Linked DNA regions of Homo sapiens: region 1 is linked to region 2. A link is a contact called in ENCODE POLR2A ChIA-PET data. All regions are on one chromosome and are shown on one strand. Each heading gives the region's core, a stretch centred on a gene start or an enhancer-like site at or near the end of the contact. The rest is flanking DNA. Distances are from core to core; before and after follow the strand shown.

Region 1 (2,819 bases), core at 1-2,500, 740 kb after region 2:
TGGAATGGTAAGATAAGGCGTATGTTTAGAAGGCTAACCATGCCAGTCCAGGTGGGGGATGCCTGGAAAGGGGCAGAGCTTGGGAGCAGGCAGGAAGCTAAGAGCCGGCTAGGAGGTAACTGGAACTAGACATAACCAGAACCTGCAGAGAGAGGGCATGGAGAGAGGAAAATGGCTTAGACTTGGATCAAGTTTTCCCAGGGGAATTAACAGTATGAAATATAGAACTGGATGGAGGAGGGTGCTTGAGAGAAAGAAGATTCAAGGATCAAATGGAAATTCCAATTCTGAAAAACTGGAAGTATGGCAGGATGGTTAACCAACACGTGGTCAGCAGAAAAGAAAGAGAATAGAGAGAAATGAGCTCAGTCACTGAAGAATCAGTACTGCATTTAAAGTGCCTGTGGATTTCCTTAGCTTTCAGACATGTGTCCAGAACTCCGAAGAGAGCTGAAGGCTGGAGATGGAGACTTGCAAATGATTAGCAGAGTAATGGAGCCACCACAGGAGAAGGTGAAGTCACTGCGGGTAGAATTCAACAACACCCTGTTCAGGGTATTCAGTGCGGACTGACTTGTGCTAGGCTCCAATCCAGGAGCTAAGGACAAGGCATCCGGGACGAGAACTCTGCCCTCATGAGGTTTACATCCTAGTGGGAGAAGACAAGCCAATGGTGGTAATGCTATGGAGAAAATAAAACAGGGTCAGGGGCTCGGGGTGTGTGTGTCAGGATGCTTGCGCCATTTCATAACAGTGGTCAGGCAACATAAGATGGTTTGGCTGTGTCTCCACCCAAAATCTCATCTTGAATTGTGATCTCCATAATCCCCATATATGTCAAGGGCAGGACCAGGTGAAGGTAACCGGATCATGGGGGTGGCTTCCCCCATGCTGTTTTCGTAATAGTGAGTGAGTCTCATGAGATCTGATGATTTTATAAGTGTCTGGCATTTACCCTGCTTGCACTCACTTGGTACTGCTGCCCTGTGAAGAAGGTGCCTGCTTCTCCTTTGGCTTCTACCATGATTGTAAGTTTCCTGAGGCCTCCACAGCAACGTGGAACTGTGAGTCAAACCTCTTTCCTTTATAAGTTACCCAGTCTTGGGTAATTCTTCGTAGCAGTGTGAGAACAGACTAATATGGAAGGTCTGAGAAGGTGACATGTGAGCAGAGGCTTGAAGGACAGGAAAGAGCAGGGCAAGCACTGATGGAGGTGAGAGCACTCCAAGCAGTAGGGGGTGTCAGTGGCTAAGGTCCCTGCTTGGGATGAAGGCGAAAGAGCAAGGGGACCGATGAGCAGAAAGAAGGGCATGGCAGAAGGGAGAGTGACAAGGGAGAAAAGGGTCCTGGGTGGGGCAGGAAGAGCTGCAAAGCTTTATGGTTCCTGTAAGCCCTTTGGCTTTTCCTCGGGGGGGCGGGGGTGGGAGGTGGTTACAGATGACTCTAAGATTTCTGGGCTGGGCAACTGGAAGGATAGACTTGCTCTTAACTGCTCTTATCTGAGATACAGATAGAAGGAAACAAGTTTGGGAAGGCAGTTGAGGAGGTAGTTCAGTATATGTTGAGTCTGGTTGTGTATTACATTGGACATCCATGGAGACAAAGGGGAAGGAGCACTGGATCTAAGAGTGTAAGGTTTTGAGAGTCACCAGAATTCAGGTGGACCTGAAAGCACTGTGACTGGATGAGATCCCTGGTGTAAATGGCACAAAGAAGAGGCCTGAGGCCTGAGTCTTGTGGGAAAAAACTCAGAGGCGAGCGGGTCACCATAAGATCAAAAGGAAGCAGTTAGAGACACATAACCCAGAGTGGCTTCCAAGAATCAAGACAGGATAGTTTTAAATGTCCAGAAAAGGGGAGAAAAACTCTTCAGCCTGTACCCCCAATCTAAAATTACCTTCCTCAAATGCCGAAATCCTTAACCATACAGTCTAATTTTTTAACCAAATAAGGACTTATTGGAGTTGACTATTAAAAATACTAATAACTTTACAGAGGAGTTCTCCAACTCATCCAGTGAGGGGAATGAATTTAGGTTTCTGGCTTCCCAACACAGAATTCAGACAAGCTGCTCCAGAGACTGTTTGTTGGGGTGTGGGTATGGGGAGGGGTTGGTAGCTGGGGAGCATGGTAATGACAGTGTTAGTAGTTTATGCTTAGGAAGCTCCTTCTACCAGCTGGCACCTGTTAGGTGTTGTACATCATGTCTCTCATTTAATCCTCAGAACTGCCCTGTGAGACATAGCCTATGACTATCCCATTTTACAATGAAAGTGAGGCTTGGGGCAGCTAGATGGCTTGCTCATCAGCACACAGTAGGCTGGAAAGTAGGACAGGCCGGGAGGTAGGATGCCAAAGGGGAGTTTTAAGTAGCAAGAGGCCTTTGCATGCTATGGAACTCAAAAACCGATGTCATCTTGCCAGGCAGACATTGGCTATGCTGCAGGTAAGGCTGCCTTGGAGGGCTCTCCTGAGAACCTCACCAGTCTCTAGAATGTTGTTTACCTGGGGAGAAAAGTTACTAATGAACTTCTAGATCATAATGTGTTCATAACCTCAAGGGGGAGAGGGGCACCCTATATAAAGGTAATGGATTCCCACAGAAGGAGAAAAAGTTCAATAAAAATTATGAGTTGTTTGATCGGGCAAAATGAATTCATATGTACAATATTGGAACTCATTATAATTTCTAAATTAATACAGCCATTTCTATTAAAGATCTGGACACTGTGGCAATAATGTATTTCATTTGATGATCGACCTTTAGAGAACAAAAATGTGTAAATCAATAGTATAGATATAGTTTTTGTCTTCATTAA
Region 2 (2,700 bases), core at 122-2,621:
GTTGCAACAGAAATATTATTTTACGTCTGGCAATGCTGAAGAATTTGGTTGTTTTCAGCGTATGTATTACTGTTTATGTGCTGTCTCAGATACACAGACCCACCCTAAAATCCAATAAACTTCAGCAAAGTAGGCTTACTTGGTAATATTTTCTCAAACCAGATTTCAAATCACTTACCATAGTAAGTCTATTTCACCAAGTCTAATTCACCATTGCTATAGTCAGTCTTAAGTACAAGGCAGTATTTGTGGAAGGTATTAAAAATGAGATTCCTCTGAGATCATAATCAAAGAACTTATTAAAAGAGAGTTCCAATATGTTGGGAAGACTCGACCTTTACTCACACTCTAGTTAAAAAAAAAAAAAAAGGGAGGGGGGCCTGAGAATCCTCTCTAATATGTTTCAGGAGAGTTTCATAAAAAAGCAATGAACCTGAAGAAAAGAAAGATCAAATATCATGAAGAAATACTAATGGAAAAATGTAAACATGGCGCTGGAAACAGAATGTTGTGAGCTTTGAGTTGTGCTTTCCTTTTTATTTTCAGCGTAGAATGTTGTCTCGGTGAGCAAGAGACAATGCCTGCGAAGAGCAAGCTCTGGAGATGGCACTGCCCTTACAAATGCCCCAGCAAGCTGAGCAGATGCCATGAGCGGGTTTTTCTCTATAATGTTGGAAACCTGGCTTTCTGACACACATTTGCAAACTAAGTGTGAACAGTTCAGAGTAGCAGCCGCAGGATGGGGCAGAGCTGAGAAGCCAAGGGGGGAAGAGTTGGGGCTGACCTCTTCTTCACCTCGGGCCTTAATCACTGACCAAGTCCAGGAACAGTATGTATAAGCATCAGCCCAAGCAAAGGGTCAAGGAAATTAGTGCATGAAAGGCTAATGCTCATAAATATACAGCTTTTATAATTCAGACGCTGCTAAGCCTAAGAATCTCAGAGCGCTTTGGAAAGTCATGGGTAACATTTGTAAAAATCATGTTTTAAAACCACCTGCCACTGTGTGGTCTCCTTCAATTCTCATACCACCACTAATATCTGAGATGTTATTACTCATACTTTACAGATAAGCAAACTGAGGCTTGGAGAGATTAAATAATTTGCCCATATTCCCAACCCAGACCCAAGGTCAAACCACACACTTGTATGATTCTAGATCCTTTGTATAATCATCTTATGCCTAGTTAATAGCAAAAATGAACACTAACCAGTTTCATTTTTCTGTATGCTCATTTTTGGAAAAGATTCCGTGCAGAGCATTTTATCCCTGCTTATGCATGACAATCAACACGTGTAACTGAGCAAATATAAGGCAGTTACTCCTACAATGACAAAAACAGGAAGAAAACAGCTAATTGCTGCCCTTGAAGCGCTTACCATCAAACACATACGTCAGTCAAAGGGCAAAGGTACACAGTAACCACAAAGCAGTTCTGAGGACTGACTATACTTCTCGGCTTCTCTTTTCAGTTTAAGAACTTTTCCCTAAACACTGTGGCTTTCTGAAAGATGCAATGAAAATTACAAACACAAATGTCCTTCATGCCTGCTCCCTTTCAGTTTTGGGAGGAAGATCACCAAGTTAACTGAGTTCCAGTTTCATTGTCAGAAATCAAAACTCATTCAGCAAGTGCAAGCCCATCTTTTTGGGTGTTCACAGCTACGAAGAATAGACAAATCCCACAGTAAAATGTCATCAAAATGCCGAAAGGATGTGAGCCTTGTAGCTATTACCAAGATCGCACCACTAGGACTCTTTCTACCAAAAAAAAAAAAAAAAAAAAAAAAAAAGCAACAGCGAAAAATAAAATCCCTCCAAGTTAGCACAATCCACAAAGGAAGAGATGAAGGTAGAATTTTCTGGAGGCTTTTGAACATTAGCAAGTGGGAATAAATACTGAGCCAGAAGAGAGCAGAGAGGGGGCTTACCAGGCTTGACAAATGACACCGTGATTCACACCCACTGCTGGGCTGTCTCTAATAAGCCACAGAGGAAGCAGCCAATCTCAGCTAATTACCAGATAAAAATGTATTGTAAGGACTCTAATTAGGAGACGCGGATGGAGGTGATCTAATGATTAAATGCTGCATTCGACTGACCCCACCATCAATGTGCAGTGGTGCAAGATGTCACTGGAATATTTTGTAGAAACAGTAATTTTATTTCGAGGAGGGGAGGCAGTAATATTTGTAATGATGGCTATGAGGTAAACTAATTAAAAGACAGTTCCTAGAGGAAGAGGGTGGCTGAGAGCAGCTGTGGCCATTCCAAAACCAAGTGCCAAGTCTCAATAGAGGAGCTGCAGTCAAGTGGAAAATTTCTGCCTGACCTCTGCCCTTGCTATTAATTTGCAGGAAAACTAATGACACATATACATATTCCCACAAAATTGTTCTAATTGCTAATTTGCCAAAGGAGCCCAGATTCCAAATTAAACATGACTAGCCCGTGAGGGAAGGAAGAAGAAAAAGCTGTACACTCCAAACACAGGGTGCTTTGCCACACAAAATCATTTGAAGGCTGAACCAACAAGTTAATGAAATGTCAACCTTGTCAACTGGTACAGAAGTTTCTTAACTTTTAAACTTCTGTTTGATGATCACATGCTTGTCTGGAGGAGAAACCATCTTCGAAAGGGAAGGTTGAGAGAGAAAGAATGGAGAAGAAAGACTCAAAGCAGGCTCTGTGTTCAAACC

What was found. ChIA-PET counts read pairs that join two places held with the same protein, here RNA polymerase II (POLR2A).
Region 1: POLR2A ChIA-PET joins it to region 2 with 13 read pairs in T-cell. The contact joins two enhancer-like sites. POLR2A ChIA-PET finds 5 or more read pairs at or near these places in 2 of 52 experiments (T-cell and activated B cell).

The regions. Positions count from the first base shown.
Region 1 is chr3:71,720,686-71,723,504 of GRCh38, forward strand. The region is part of intron 1 of EIF4E3 (eukaryotic translation initiation factor 4E family member 3); the gene reads right to left. Among named protein-coding and RNA genes, the nearest start is that of EIF4E3, 3.3 kb to the right of the region's middle. Within about 2 kb of position 1,251, at least 2 of the 41 ENCODE cell types and tissues checked have a DNase peak (open chromatin) inside an H3K27ac peak, as active enhancers do.
Region 2 is chr3:70,979,425-70,982,124 of GRCh38, forward strand. The region is part of intron 14 of FOXP1 (forkhead box P1); the gene reads right to left. Among named protein-coding and RNA genes, the nearest start is that of FOXP1-AS1, 310 kb to the right of the region's middle. Within about 2 kb of position 1,372, at least 3 of the 41 ENCODE cell types and tissues checked have a DNase peak (open chromatin) inside an H3K27ac peak, as active enhancers do.